2 separate regions of the Homo sapiens genome follow, and region 1 is linked to region 2. Evidence: chromatin loops called from intact Hi-C (ENCODE). Cell type or tissue: ascending aorta. All regions are shown on one strand.

The links. Peaks named below come from ENCODE experiments on the same cell type or tissue, not always from the same donor. Only the 100,000 strongest peaks of a DNase experiment are listed, where the experiment ranks them.
Region 1: a loop joins it to region 2, with 4 times the contacts of the local background. A loop is called at or near these places in 18 of 110 quality-filtered maps.

The regions. Positions count from the first base shown.
Region 1 is chr3:14,199,204-14,207,203 of GRCh38, forward strand. LSM3 (LSM3 homolog, U6 small nuclear RNA and mRNA degradation associated) reads left to right here. Exons shown (of 4, transcript NM_014463.3): 4 at 1-1,919. Among named protein-coding and RNA genes, the nearest start is that of LSM3, 24 kb to the left of the region's middle. In ascending aorta, a CTCF peak has its summit at 4,436 (motif pointing right); DNase peaks (open chromatin) are centred at 4,448, 5,619 and 5,978; H3K4me3 peaks cover 542 bases; H3K27ac peaks cover 1,686 bases.
Region 2 is chr3:13,892,956-13,900,955 of GRCh38, forward strand. It overlaps LOC105376957 (a long non-coding RNA gene), which reads left to right and starts at 2,629. Exons shown (of 3, transcript XR_001740602.3): 1 at 2,629-2,924; 2 at 5,348-5,401. RefSeq lists an enhancer at 2,740-2,879. In ascending aorta, a CTCF peak has its summit at 3,799 (motif pointing right); DNase peaks (open chromatin) are centred at 2,546, 3,086 and 3,794; H3K4me3 peaks cover 1,902 bases; H3K27ac peaks cover 1,510 bases.

The sequences.
Region 1 (8,000 bases), 310 kb after region 2:
GTCTCAGTGACACAGTAAAGCAGAAATTGGCTGAAAGCAAAGCTGTTTTTATTTCTAGCTTCAGTCAGCACATAATGCTTAAAACCTAAAGAGGAAAGTAAAAGCGTGTTACAATCTCTCAAACTTTATCAAGACAGGGCTTAGAACCTGACATCCTCCGCTATGGTCATTCCATTTTGAAATGTAGAAAATCCAACTTGTGGATGGTTTGTCTGTAAATGAGCTGAATGTGTGTGCGTGTTCATTATCAAGCACGATATGCTCACAAATGCACAGTACTTTAAGCCTTGTGCAAGAAAGATGCTTTCAGTAAACATATTTAAAAGGTTTTATTTTCCTTACTAATGGTACATGCCCCTGCAAGTTCATGGAGAAGAGAAAAACAAGTGTGGGTGAGCTGATGGAGGCTTCATCTTAGGTGAGGAGGCAGGAGAGACACCCTCCCTTCACTTGTGCCATCCCCACGCTTTGTCCTTAAGCTGTAGTGGTCCCAGGAGATAACCTGTTTACAGCAGCCCATTCAGTATTGAAAAATGAACTCCCTCCTGCAGAATGTTAGAAGAAACAACCTCAAAGACCTCAGGCCGCCTGTGGTCATTAGTATGTGGCAGCAAGATTGAACCTGCCTGCCTCCTACCTGTGTGAGCCTGTGGTGTGGGTGTGGTACCAAGGCCCTGGCTCTGGGCAGTCTGTTGGCTCCTGGTGTTCACTAAGGCGTGGGGTGACAGGCCATCTGGCCTCGCTCTGCCAGTCTGCAGTTCTCCCCAGCACTGCATTCATTTTTAGTGGTTTCTGATAGTCACACTGAATTCCTGGACACTTTCTTCTCTTCATTCTTAGTTATCTTTCTCCTTTTTCTCCTGGAACTGATAGTTTACACTAAAACTTTTGGCTGTGAGGACTTGATTATACACATTTCTAAAACCCATGAACCTTAATATCTGACACTGTTACTCTCATATGCACACACAACTAAAACATACCAACCTACTTCATTTCCTAGCTGCTAAGATACAAGGGGAGGGACAATAAAAGGTTAACTGCAGAATAGCCACCTATGTGTCAGGAAATGGAGGGAGGGGAGGCAATGTGTGAGTCCTTTTGGAGCTGGGACTCAATCCACAACAGAGACAGCTCAAGCAGGGCCCTGCCATGGTCCACACTGAGGTTTCCTCTGCAGTGGTGCTGTCCACTGAGGGGTTATGGTGTGAGGGCCCCTGGGAGCCACGCCTTGGACTTCTGAGTCTGCAGAGCACTCGGCTCCAGCCAGCTGGATGGCAGGTGGTCAGTGGAGCTGGTGACTGGTGGTTTCTGCAATGAGGTGTCAGATTAGCCTAAGGGAAGCCTCTTCAGCAAGTATCATGCCTGGATCCCGGTCTTGGTTGTTTTATGAGAGGCCGATATGAATTGCCATTGCCTCCCACAAAGAAAAATGGACAAAATATGGGACCACATCTTTGAGATGAAATGTGCCCAAAATGAAAAGTAACTTGAGTATCCCAAGTTAAACTTAATCATTAGCTGCAAATGGACGATTTTCAAATTTCAAATAGTGATTTTTGAAGATTTGCCCAAACTAGAGTACTATCCCTCTTCACACTAAGAGGCAGAAAGTGGTTTCACACACCCTTTTATTTAATCAGCTAAAGTGGGTGCGGTGACACACACCTGTAAACTCAACCACTAAGGAGACTGAGGCGGGAGGATTACTTGAGCCCAGGAGTTCGAGATCAGCCTGAGCAACATAACAAGACCCTGTCTCAAATAATACTTAGCTATTACCCATATTGCTTTTAGCCTGCTGCCAGGAGGGGAGAAATGTTATTGTTTGAACAGATGTCAGATGTGAGTAATGCTCAGCTGTGTTCAATGTAGAAAATTAATAAAAGTTCCAGGAGTCATCCTGGCTAGATCAAGAAGCACAGTTGATGTTTCTCTGTCACTCAGCTCTGCTGAACTACATGGATTTCATTCGTGGGCAAGCTCTTCCCTGTAGCAGATGCAGACTTCCAGCCTACCTGCCCTCCAGCTAAAGTGGTCTCATCCTCCTTGCTTGGTCCCTGTGCCCATCTGTGGGCTGGTTTTTACGGCCATGAGAATGTGGGGCTCTGATTGGCCAGGCCTCAGTCACACGCCCATTTCTGGAACTAAGAGCAAGGTTATCCCCACCTGAGCTGTATGGTCTAAGTGCAGAAGGAGGGGTCGTTCTCTGAAGGAAACCAGAGGAAAGGGGAAATGGAGCTGGACACAATGCCTATTACACAGGAAAACTTTTAGTCTGCCCCAACTTATAGAAAAATCCCTTTGGTACTTTCCTATTAGTAACAAATTTCTTGGAACACACCTCAGACTGACACTATGACTTTAAGCTATTGCTCTGGAATCCAGGAGGTTCTGGAGCAACCTGTGTGGGGATCAGTATGGGTGGAGCTCAGATTTGTTGGCTGACTGGGCCTGATGGTAGCCCGAGTCCTCTTGAGGGGTCTAGGTAGGAGATCTGCAACACAAGAGGGCTGTTAAGCTGGGGGTAGGTATCAGGGGGTCCTCAGAGCTTCTGGGGAGGGCAGGGTAGTTGAACAGAGTGGACTGAAGAACACTAAGCCCCATGAGACAAATTGCTGCTTACAGGCAGAGACCATATTCACAACCCCTGGCAGAGGGCCTGGCCAAGAATTTGTCTTCAATAAATGTTAAATGAATATTTAAATGACAAGAAGACTAGTGCAACAGGACTTTGTGATCAGCACTGTGGATGGAAGGTTCAAATGGGAGTTTGAAAGAAGGTGAACTTTGCACATTGTTTTCCAGACACTTGTGGTTTCCTTCCCACAATTGGACAGTGTTCCCCGGTTTTTTACCCTCGTGGCCATCCTCCCCATTACCATTTACCTGAAAGTGTCAGTATTTGCCAACTCTAGATACCTAACTAGTTATTAATTTACATAGAAAACTAATACCAAGAAATGAGGAAGATAAGGCCAAATGCTTTAAATTCCTTTTAGATTCATTGCCCAATTTTAATAAACCAGAGCATGTAGGTTCTTATTTTCTTGGCTGCTTCTAGAAATGTCCTGGATGTGGAGGCAGCATGCCCCATTGCAGTTTCTGATATTGATTACTCCAGAGGAATGTTTTCTTGGTGCTCATCCCATCCACTTGCAATGCTGCAGGGATCTGGGCTCTGAGTGTTGACACGAGCCCCAGAGTGACCCTTAGTGAGGTGGAAAACTGAACATACAGGGTCTAGCAGTGCAGCGGGGTCAGAGAAACCTGGCTGCGAGTCCCTGCTGTGTCACGTACCGGCTAGACAAACAGCTTCTGTCCTAAGGTCAGTTGTAAGGGCTGGGAAGTGGCCCTAGAAGCAGGCTAGGGTGGTGCTGGGATGTTACTGCCAAATCACTGACACCAGGGTCAGAGGCACAGAGGTGGAAGGGGCACTGGGAGGCCACTCCTTCAGCTTATTCCAACTGTCCCTGCTCTTTTCCTCCCCAGATAGTTTTCAGGAGAATGGTGAATTTGAAATAACTTGATTTGTTCCATTGAAAGTTATTTTCAGATGTCCGCTATGTGCCAGGATCTGTCCACAGAGGCCTGAGCAAGACCAACTATGTGCACGATGCTAAGAGCTGGGAAGGACCTGAAATGGGTGAGGAGATGGGAGGTGACATGGTGTTGTGGGGGGTGAGGGGGAACAGTGCTCAGACGAGGTCTGTCTCAGCAGAGAACATTTGAGCGGACATCTGAATAGCAGGAGGGAACAGGCCCCAAGGGGATTTGGCAAAACAGCATTCTTCCAGAAACTGGAGGCCGCGCAGAGGCTCTGAGATGAGGCTTTTCCTGGTGGAGGGTCGGCAGGGAGGCCAGTCGGCATGGGAAGAGTGAGCCAAAAGTCTGAGACCTCGGAAGTCCAGGCGTCATTCAGCACCTTCGTTTCACAGAAGGGGATGAAGAGCCCAAGACAGTGAAATAGACTTGCCTGAGGCCACCGCGAGTCCAGGCTAATCTAGTTCTAAAGCCTAAATAAGGGCCACTGTGTGCCCCAGCTCCAGTGGTGCCGCTCATGCTGTAGCCTCTGGACCCGTGCAATGTGCTGCTCCTGCAGCTACACGGTCTCCTCCTTCCGATCACAGGCCAGCATTTCACCGTCCTTTCCCTTTTCGAAGGAAAGGGTCTTCTGAGTTCGCGGGTGCTATGGGGACCCTGCTCAAGCTGGTATTCAGGAAGGGGAAGACTGTGCTTTCCTTCCCTTGGCCAGGCCTCGTGGGAGGAGCACAGAGTTGGAAATCACACCCGTCAGACTCAGCTCGATCACCGTGTGCTCTGTGACTTTTGGCGAGCTCCTCGCCCATTCTGGGCTTCCATTCCTCACACGAAGGGAAATGCAGGGAGTTGTTTTTACTCCTGAACCTGCATGTCTTAGTTGCCAACACCAGGTGGTGCTGTGCTCTTTTGCTTTTCCACTTCAGTCCTTGCTTTGCAATCAACATGAGCTAATACTGGCCAGCGAGCTCTGAAATCCAGTTTGTGGAACTCCAACCCTACAATAGCTACATAATATGTAGGCCCCAGGGAGAAAGTTGTAAGGGAAAATACCATTCCCGTGGTGCCCATATCCTGCTGAACCGAGATCACCAACAAAGCCGCACTCTAGGTGAGATGGGTTTTGCTGCGCTGGCTCTGTGCACGTGGCTGAATAATGGGTGGACAGAGCTTTCTTTGCGGCCTGAGGCCAGATTCTGCCATCCTGTTGAGCAGATCCCTTTTCCTGCTCTTAGCCTTGGAGTCCTCATCTATACAGTGTCCTTTGAGCTTGAACAATGTGAGTTTCAGGAAAAGGACTCAATCACTCTGCTATTGATTAAAAGAGCCTAGGTTTGGAGTTCTTGGTAGCAGTATCTGAAAGCCGACATTGGTGTGTGCTAGGAAAAGCCTACAGATTTGGAGTGAAAAAGCCATGCATGTGAACCCTAGCACTGCTGCTTCCCAGCTGAATAACAGACTCCAACTCTCTGACCCTTAGTTTCCTCCTCTGTAAATGGGGATAGTGACAGTGCCCACCTCAGGAAGAAGGGCTGAGGATGAAAAGATGTCCATCAAGGATGGAGCTCAGGTCCTGCCATGGAGTCGGAGCTCAGGACATCTTTGATTCCCTTAATTGGGCCAGCAGCTCTAAATAAGATGCTTCTTGTCTCCTCCTGAATGCCTTTCTGAAAAGACCACCTGTAAATATTTATCTGTCTTTATAACAAGGATCCAAGCTGTTCTTCATGAATCCATAGTTTCTGCCTTGCTGAGTCTACTACAACATTTTTTAAAAATTTTTTCATCGATCTCTCCTTGCATTGTTTTTCCTGTATGACTTTTCCAGGCTGAGTTCTGCTAGAAACTGGGATGGCTAACAGCTGGTCATGATAAGGGTTTGGGAATCAGATGAGGGAACAGGGGAGCCTCCCCTTTGCAGCGTCCTCTGCCCTCCCTCTCTGTGGTTCTCAGCAATGTTTTTCTCAGTTCAGCTTCAAGGTAGAAGAGAAATGGATGAAACCAGCTCCATGAACAAGGTCACCCCGCCAATATCACGAGAAAATGACATCACTGTCAGCTTCCGCTCAGGAAAAACCTGGGACTTGAATAACCAAGGGAAAGGGCAGGTCATCCTCATGGCAGGTTGACAGAGCTGGTTACAGACCTCCCTGCCAGATATCAGGGCCTGGGAGTGTGGCTAAAAATGACCCAGGGACCACACCTGCCTCTGGTCAGTTGCCCCCGGCAGCCTTACCACCCTCGTATGCTCAGAACAACGGAATATCACCAATGGGGTGTTTTATTTCCTCTTTCCTAGAAGAAAGGTTACCAACTGCCAGAATCAAAATAGAACATGAACCGTGTCACTGGAATCCTGTCCAATCCAAGCACACTGATATTGTGCAATGCCCTTTGGGAGATAAAGCAGATAAGCAAAATCTCCAAGCTATTATCACACCATTGGACCTGGCATTGCAGAAGGCCTCTAGCCGGCCTCTTCTAGGCTTGTCATGTTTCTGCAACACTGTGTCGAGTGCTTTTTGTGCTCTAGAAGAACACTATTTCATAGATGAAACCAGGCGCAAAGCCTCACAGAAAGAATTATTTTGTTAAAGTGAATAGTTGTCCCCAACTTTTTCCATTTCCCAAGCTCATAGTTTTATACATTCTTTCTTTTTTTAAGGCTTGGCTTAAATTCTTTATTATTATTATTATTATTATTATTATTATTATTATTATTTTGAGATGAAGTCTCCCTCATATCCCCAGGCTGGAGTGCAATGGCGCAATCTCGGCTCACTGCTGCAACCTCCGCCTCCTGGGTTCAAGCCGTTCTCCTGTCTCAGCCTCCCAAGTAGCTGAGATTACAGGCACCTGCCATCACACCCGGCTAATTTTTGTTTTTTGGGGGTTTTTTTGGGGTTTTTTTTTGTTTGTTTTTTTGAGACAGAGTCTCACTCTCTCGCCCAGGCTGGAGTGCAGTGGCCTAATCTTGGCTCACTGCAACCTCCGCCTGCCAGGTTCAAACAATTCTCCTGCCTCAGCCTCCCAAGTAGCTGGGACTACAGGTGAGTGCCACCAGGCCCAGCTAATTTTTTTTTTTTTTGTATTTTTAGTAGAGATGGGGTTTCACCATGCTGGCCAGGCTGGTCTCAAACTCCTGACCTCGTGATCCGCCCGCCTCAGCCTCCCAAAGTGCTGGGATTACAGGCGTGAGCCACCGCGCCTGGCAATTTTTGTATTTTTAGTAGAGATGGGGTTTCTCCATGTTGGCCAGGCTGGTCTCGAACTCCTGACCTCAGGTGATCCGCCCACCTCAGCCTCCCAAAGTGCTGGGATTACAGGCGTGAGCCACCGCGCCTGGCAATTTTTGTATTTTTAGTAGAGATGGGGTTTCTCCATGTTGGCCAGGCTGGTCTCGAACTCCTGACCTCAGGTGATCCGCCCACCTCAGCCTCCCAAAGTGCTGGGATTACAGGCGTGAGCCACCGCGCCCTGCCAAATTCTTTATTATTCTTAATGGCACAACATAGTTTTCCATATGGTAATGAAATACCCACGCTGACTTTCCTGAGGAACAAGGAAAAATGAACAAATTGGAGAATTCAGTGCTTGGCAGGCTTGTCTTCATATACATGATGAATATCAGCCTTTCCTGAAGCTTTAAAATTCTCTTGGTCTAAGTTACTTTTCCTTGAAGGATCATTCCTGCCCCTTGACATCTTTGAGAATTGTTCAACATGTAAATGATGTGCATCAATTGATCAACTTACATTTTAGCTTCTTTATACTATCAGCGTATTTTTTTTCTGTCACTTTCGTGTTAGTGAAGTATAGTAGATATTTGTAAAAGTATTGTGACTATATATTTTTTAATTTTTATTTTTGATTATAGTAAAAAATGCATAACAGAATTTACCATCTTAACCATTTCATAAATGTGCAGTTCAGTACTGTTAAGTATATTCACAGTTGTGCAACATATGTGAAGTTTTCTTAAAGCAAAGCACTCCTGAATGTCCCTCATCCACAAGTCCTTCTCCCATGATGTAATACTTTATTATTGTGCCTAAACTTACCCTTCAGGGGTTTCAAAGCCTTGGACAGTAACTCTGAACAAAATCCATGGGCAAGATTTAAAGTATGGGGAGCACTTAGAGAAGGCTGTGAAGCTATTTCATCCTTTACTCATCACAAGCCAAACTGCTTTGGGTAGAAAGCGCTTGACTGACAGGAGGAGAGCTGGCCTTGAAACTGCTGGATGAAGGCCCTGGTGAAGGCCTTCAGATCGCATCACCCTATGTAAAGCCCTCTGGTGGCTGCCTGTCTCACCAGAGTAACAACCGCAATCCTGACCCATCTCACCGCCTCCTGATTCAATCCGCCCTGGTTTCTCTGGCCTCAACTCCTGTCCAGCCACACTGGCCTCCTTGCCATTCCTTGAAAATATCGAGCTCATTTCTTCTTAAAGGCCTTTG
Region 2 (8,000 bases):
GGGAGGTGGCAGAATATTACAAGGTCTGTGAATATTACAGACCTTGGCATTATAAAATCAATAGCACTGCTGGGTGCGGCAGTGGCTTATGCCTGTAATCCCAGCACTTTGGAAGGGTGAGGCAGGCGGATCACTTGAGGTCACGAGTTCAATACCAGCCTGACCAACATGGTGAAACCCTATCTCTACTGAAAACACATACAAAAATTAGCTGGGCATTGTGGTGGGCTCCTATAATCCCAGCTACTCGGGAGGCTAAGGCAGAAGAATCGCTTGAACCTGGGAGGCGGAGGTTGCAGTGAGTCGAGATTGTGCCACTGCACTCCAGCCTGGGAGACAGCAAGACTCTGTCTCCAAAAAATAATAAATAAATAAATAAATAAATAAATAGAATCAATAGCCCAACGGCAGTATGTTAGGTGTGAGCATGATAGAAAGTGTGAAGGACTTAATTTTCTCATTCTTCATAACAGGGAAAAATAAATGCTAGGATTTAAACATGTAATTTAGCGGGGAGATGGCCCCTAATCTCTTAATGTTCTCCACAAACCTGGAGTGATCTTGTAAAAAATACTCATTTTGCTAACAAATCGAATATGTAAAGTTAACAACTGCTTTTATTTCACTCAAATTTCCTTTCCTTTGGTTAAATTCATATGGAAATATGCTTCATGTATTTTATTGTTTAAATTGACATATACAGTATAATCTCATTTTAATAAAATTCCTTTCCTTCCTTCCTTGCACACTGCCTCTCTTCTTTCCTTCCTGTTACCCATCCTCCCTCTCTTACGTCTCCCATCCTTTCTTCCACTCCCACTCCACCTTCCAAATATATACCTAGACAAACATCTGGAATGATGTTGCCTAATATTAATTCTAGGTTTGGGGAACTAGGGTTTGTAATGATTGCCCTCCTCTCTCCATTTTGGCAACATTTTGCTATATAGCTTGAATGGTTTATAAAAGCACTTATCATTTTAATAAAGACAATATAATACTTTTTTCCAAAAAATTATTCGTATCAATTTTATGGGGTTCTCTTGAGCACTGAATGACATGACCAGGAAAGCACCTGGCACACTGTGGCAAGCACAAGTCCAAGATGGCCCCGAGATTTCTTTCCAGTGATGTACATGCCCTGTACATGCTGGTCCTTCTACCTGGAATGTTCTTTCCTTCTCCCTTTAGCAAATTTCTACTCATCCTTCAGGACCTAGTTCAACGTGAAGAAGTTCCTGACACCTACACCCAGCCAATCAGACCCTCTCTCTGGAGACTTAACGGGGACAGCAGAAAGGGTTAGCGTGCATTCACATAGCAGCAGTGTCCAAGGGTAACTGTTTAGAGGTCTTTGGCACCAAGACTACCTGGCACAGCCCAACTCTTGCTTTATTGAACCTTGTCTTCAGGCTTCCTGTATTCCACCACCTTCCCGGTATCCTTCCAACAAATTGTTTTTATTTAAAGTGGCTAAGTCAGTTTCTGCAGCTTGCAAGTTAAGTACCCAACTGTTGCCCTGTCTCCCCAACATTGAGTTCCAGGCCCTCAGAAGTTTGTGGAATGAATTGAAGTCATGCGGAGGGTCATTGTAACAGGCCATCCTTCCTGCGACCCAACCTCCTGAAGGATGGGACAGGAGACAGATACCTGTGCTGCCTCTGTGAGATGTCTGGAGCTGGAGGGCAAGGCACACACGGACAGTTCTTGCTTGCCAAGGAGCTCTGCCCATCTTAGGGAGGGGAAACGGCTCCAGAGGCTAGACCACGTGCTCAACGCCACACAGCCAGCGGAAAAAGCAGAGGGCCAGGCGTTTTTGCAAACATGCTGGTTTAATCCTCTGTGTGCGCCTCCATACACAGGGTCCTGACCTCGCTGTCCGCTCACTCGGGTGTCCCTTGCGTCCACACTCCGCCTTACACACAAAGGGCTCTCAACAAGTGCTCACTGGCCCCTAATCCTCCCGCCGGGCCCGGGAGAGCAGAATTAGCAACAGCTGCATTTTGCAGATGGGGAGACTCAGATGTGCGAGGGCTACCCCAGGGCATCCAGGTGTGATGTGGGGGTCCCGAGACGCGTCGCCAAGTCAAGATACCCCGGAGCTCAGTTCGTTCCTCAGCCTGAGCGGTGCCCACGATGATGGAAGACTTTGCAAGACCCCTCCTGGGTCGTTTCGAACCGAGCTGCCCTAGAGCTGTCGGGTAGGTGAGGGGGAGACAGGTGCACGAGCTGACCTCGTAGGTGACCGAAGAAGGGGAGGGAAGCAGGCCCGATGGAGCCGACCTGTACCCGACGCAACCCGCTGTGGGCCGAAACGGGAGCTAAGCCAGATGGAACAAACGACCCCCAACCCGAGCCCGGCGGGGCGAACAGGACATCCCGCGTTGTTCCACCTGCCAAAGAGGGCGAGCGCGCGGGCCGATCGGAGCAGAGCGAGAGGGCGGGGCCAAGCGGAGCGGATGGGGCCAAGTGGACGAGCCGAGGGAGTGGGGCGCAGCCGAAAGTAGCCGAGTGAAGCCGAACAGAGACGAGGCGCGGGTCGGGTGGTGCCAAGCGGAAATGAGTGGGGCCGAGCGGGGCAGGGTGGAGCCGAGCGGAGCCGGGTGGAGCCGAGCGGAGCCGAGCGAGTGAGAAGCCGGAGGCCGAGAGGGCCGGGCCGACTTGAAGAGGTGGGGATTGCTGAGGGCTGGTCTGTCGGCTCTGGAAATCCTGTCATACTGTCACTTTTGGATTCCGCCGTTTCCGTCCCAACGGAAAACTGGGGCTCCTGGATTCCCCTGACCCGAGTTGTAACCACCGACGAGAATCTTTTTCACTGGCGGCCTCGGCGTCGGCATTTTATAAAATGAGAGCGGGGAGGGCGGCCGAAGACGAGTGTGCGGAGCCTTAGGCCCCCCGCTCGGGTCCGCTTTTCGTATATTCGGGTAGGATCGGATGTGGTGTCTTCCGTTGAAGTCCCTCGGCTCCAGTTCACCTGGGAGCGGGTGGGGGTTCTGGGGAATGTCACTTTAAAGACTTTGCTTTTGGGGAACGGTCCTGGCGCCTCCTGTGTAGATGCTGTCACTTGAGGTCTAGAAAGGGTCAGTGCGTGACGCAACGGACGCCGGGGAAGCCTGGTCTGGATCCCGAAGTCCAGCTCGTTTACCTGCAACAGGCTGGAGGTCCCTGCAGCCTGGCTGTGAAGGAATTTTACCCGGGGGGCTGCGCCTCTGCCCTTACCAGGGCAACCTCACTGAGCCCCACTGTTTATATCTGTAAGATGAGGAAAGCGATGCCTTCCTCTCAGGCTGCTGTGCAGCTGGATGGGGTGGGGGCTCTGTATTTTGACAGTGTTATCATGTAGTCATATATGGAAAAAATGTCCTTTTATTTTAAAATAAAAACATTTAGGTACCAGGCACTGTTCTAGGCAGTGGGGATATAGACGTGAACAAATCAACCAGTAATGCCTGCATACATTCTAGTAGGAGCTGCTGATCCAGTGGTTTGGCACAAGACTTCAGGCAGTGAACATGGGCATGAAGCACTGAGCCCTTAGGTATCTGAGCCGTTGTCACCCACCGTGCCTGTGTGCTTACTGCTGAATTGCTCTAAAACACAGATCTGATCATGTGGCTTAGTTGCCAGCGCCTGTGAGATAAAGACCGTCAGGAGCGGGCCCTAGCCTACTTTTCCAGTTGCATCTCCCCATCCCTTCTGTAAATTTTCAGGAACACCTGGCCACTCACTCTTCCCAGTACATTCCTCTGCTGTGTATTTTCTAAGTGCTGAGCTCAATGTTAGACACGAGATGGCGCCAGAACTGTACTGAAGGCTTTCTCTAATGGCCGCGGAGTACTCCCCTACCTGTTAACTGGCTTGGTTATTGGAACCTTTAGAAAGCCCCTTAGCATTTGTTTTATAGACAGCCCATATATTTTTTAGTATAATTCTCAATGAATTTTATGTATTGAATAAATTTTCTAGATATAAAAAGGAAGGGGAATATTATGAAACTTACTGCCCCAAGGGTTTCGGTACCATCATCTACTCCTCAGAGAGCAAGCCAGGCCGTTTTACTCAGAAGCTCATTAAGGTTCCTAATTCACTCACAATCTCTTCCTACAGTGTTGTTGCCGGGATGCTTTAGGGAACTTGGCCAAGGTAGGGGAAATTCCCTTCTCTTGGTTGGGCTCTGATTTTTTAAACCAAGAATGATTTTTGTAAACCAAAAATTTGGGGAAATTTCCCCCAAAGTCCCATTTTCTCCCCAAGCTAGTATTAGGTAAAAATCAGATATTACCTGCCCTGGTTTCTCAGCAAAATTTATTTGAAATGTGTGAGATTGCAGGCACCTCCCCATCTGAGGAGAGGCCACGAAATGGAATTTCATCCAAAATTAAAACAGATGTGACCTGGTCTCTGCTGGCATCCTTTATAGATGAGTTTCCTACAAAGACAATCTGTTGGGGTGGGGAAAAATCTTAGAACGATAGAAGTAGTTAGTATTTCACCTCACTTTTTAAAATTTGTATTTGTGGCCGTGTAATGTAGTGTACACTATGAGTCAGTTGTATACATCAAGCCTGTGTTTTTCCATGACGAAAAGATTGCTAGAGGACAAATGCCAAGAGCTTTGTTGGTTTTCCCAGGATCTTCTAGCCAAAGGGGAATCACTGGAACCTGAAGGGACCTCTCTAGGAATGTCTTCTGTAGGTTTTGTCTTTTCACATCTCAGCCTCAGTTTCTTCATCTATAAAATGGTACTCACAATGCCTTCTTCATGGAGTTGTGAGAACACAGTGAGATCTTGTGTGTAAAAAGGCTTTGAAAGCTGTGATGCCGGGGCAGGATAAACAGGGCTCCTGTTAGACCACACAGCCATCTTTGGGCATGGTGGAAATGGCACCCCTTTCTCCTGGTGGATCCAAACCCGTGACAGGGTACATGACTTGGTGAGTTGAGCCTTACCGGATTTCAGTCCCACTTGCCCATTTGACCAGGCACCCTAAGGCAAAGTCTGCACAGGGTTGTGACAACACTGTGGATCAAGTCCAAGTTCATACAGAGGAGCCTACCCTGACTGCCTCTCCCCTTCCCACACCCTGTGTTTCTACCAAACTGAAGCCATCAGTGTTTTGAAAGCAAAAGATCATTTCACCCCTCTGTGCCCTTGCATGTACCTTCCCTTACTCTAGGTGCTCTTGGTGAACTCCCACTCAGTCGTTAAGACCCCACTTAAGCAAGTCTTCAAGTCTATCTCATTTGATAACTTCTCCTTTTATGTCCCTCCTCTTCTTCCATCTGAGTACACTCCTCTATCCTAGCCATGACGCAATTATCTTTTCTGTTCTGCTTCTTCTGCTAGTTTTGGACAAAGATGAAGAAACAAATCTAGAGACTGGATGACCTTGGATCTCAGGTAAGTCCATCTTCAGCATGTGAGCTTGTTAACACAGCAGTTTCTTGTGAAGAGCGGTCACTCTGGGAAGAAATTGCCAGACTGTGGAGCTGCTCAAGGCCAGACAGCATGATTTATTCACCTCTTGGTGCCTGGCTTGCACCATGCCCAGGGCCTGACTGTTGGGTGCTGGTAAGTAACTGTGGACTGATTTACTGACTGTGTCTCATAATTGCCTTCCTGCCCTAGCTGTGAACCAAAGCCGTGGAGATGAAGGAACTCTGGGAGTGAGTGAGGGAAGAGCAGTTGGTATACAGACAGGGTGTTCCAGCTGCAAGAGGAGGGGAATGCAGGAATTGTCTTTTAAATTTGTTATCTGCACCTGAACTACACGTATTCTTTATCCTTGTGAAAAATAAAAATAATTGCAGATTAGGCTGAAATCCAGCCTTCACAGAGGTATCTGCTGTTCTAAGTGGATCAATGTCTGCATGTGGTTTATATGTCTATTAGTATACATGCTAGCTGCAGTGCCAGAAAAGCTTCCAAATCTCAGTTGCTTAACACAAAAAAGTTTATCTCTTGCTCAACACACAGTGTGATGTGGTCGGGAGGTGACTCTGGGCAGCTGTTCCAGAAGGTGTCTCAGGGTCTAGGCTCAAAGTAATGCTCATCCCTTGCTTCTAACCTGTGGCAGGAAGATTGAGTGGGACATTTTAGGGGCTCAGCTAGAGGTAGCATATACTGAGTGTTGCATATTCCAACAGCCAGGACTCAGTCACACTGTCTTAAAGTAACTGCAAAGGAGACTGGGAAATGTAGTATTCTTATGTGGGGAAGATTTGTGAGCATCAAGCAGATCTTGCCACAATAGTCATGCCTATCAATAGGTTATATATTGTATTACATGATGGCATGAGTAGGCAGTAGAATAAAAGTGGTTGAATTTTGGATATACATTATTTTGGCTGTAGAGTAGGCAGGGCTTACTGATGGATATACATGGGGGATAAAGGATAAAAGAAACCAAATCTGATTCCTGAGTTTTGGCATGTGCAACATGGGGGTTTGTAACACTGGATTCTTGACAGAGAGGAAAAGAGACTTGGAGCAGGAAAAGTATTATTGGTGTTTTTTTTGTTTTGTTTTGTTTTGTTTTGGTGGGAGGAGTTCTATTTTTCCATTGTTAAGTTTGAATTGCCTATTAGATATTCATGTGGAGAGGTCTGCAAGCCACAGGAGAAGACAGGGAAGTAGATCTACATTTGGGAGGCATAGGCATGTGGACAATATTGAATGCCAGGAAGAGGGTGCAGATAGAGAAGCATGGAGAGCCTTTCTGTGAGTCCTGGGGCACATCAATATCTAGAGATGGAGCAGAGGAGAAGTCTATGACAGAGATAGAAAAGAACATCCAGTTAGGTAGATGGAAAACGAGGTAAATGTAATGACATGGATATCTGAGAAGAGATGATTTCAAGAAGAAAGGTGGGGCCACCTTGCATTGAAGACCACTAAGAAAGTGAGCAGGAGAGTGACTAAGAGGGAACCATTAGTTTTGGCACCATGAATGTTACTTGAGGCTCTCAGTGGAACCAGTGTCCTTTCCTTCAGATGCAGGAAACAGAAGCCAGTTGGATGCATTCTGGGAGAATAGGAGTTGAGGAAATGGAGGCAACAACCATAGATAGATACTTTTTATGACTAAAGAGAATGAGATGAAAGGATACCCACCCAGGGTATTAACACTGGTGGGCTCTGAGATATGGGATCAGGCTCATTCAGGAAAGTCTGTATATTGTTCTCATTTGTGGCCACTGAACTCTCTGTTTTGCTACCATGCAAATCAGCTATGAATTGGAGATATATTTTTTTAAAGTATAGAACTAAGACTCTTGGACTGCTGAGGGGCACTGTGTGTGTGTGTGTGTGTGTGTGTGTGTGTGTGTGTGTCTAGGCATGCTCTCAACACTTGGAGAGGCAGTTCATGACCCTGTCTTAGATTTTACTTCTGGCTCGTGCAGAGCTTCCTGGACAGCCTCAGGTGAGAACCTAGGGCCTTGTCATGTCTTTCCTAGCATACTTATAGTCCTGAGTATGCATGCTATTCCTATGCATGCTTAAAGCCCCCCATGGACACTTTGTTCCCTGGATTTTACTTTTTAAAAGCTTTTTTGGTTAGCTTGTTATTTGATCCACTCTTATCACTACCTCAGGCAGCTGCAGTATTAAACACTTGCCATTGATGATTTTTGATGAATGCCTGTGGAGAAAAGGCCTTTCACACTGCAGGAAATCTGAGTGAGGTAAAATAAAGAGAAGACCTTTGAGTGGCGCTTTCTTAGGAAGCTCCAGATTAAATAAGGACAGTTGTCTAGGATTGGGGTGTTGGATGTTTCAACCTGTTCTTCCTCTCCAGTAGCTGCTAGGTTGCAGATTTTAACTATGATTACTGATTTTTGATTTTCAAAGGTGCTGTGCAGTTGGGATAAAGTGAGTAAGAATAGAGCAATTTATATGCCAAAAGAAATGCTGTCCTTACCAATATTCAGCCATTTTCTTGAATAAATGCTCTCTGGATTATTATAAGATTTTGGTTAATTTCTAGAGTTCTGAAAGA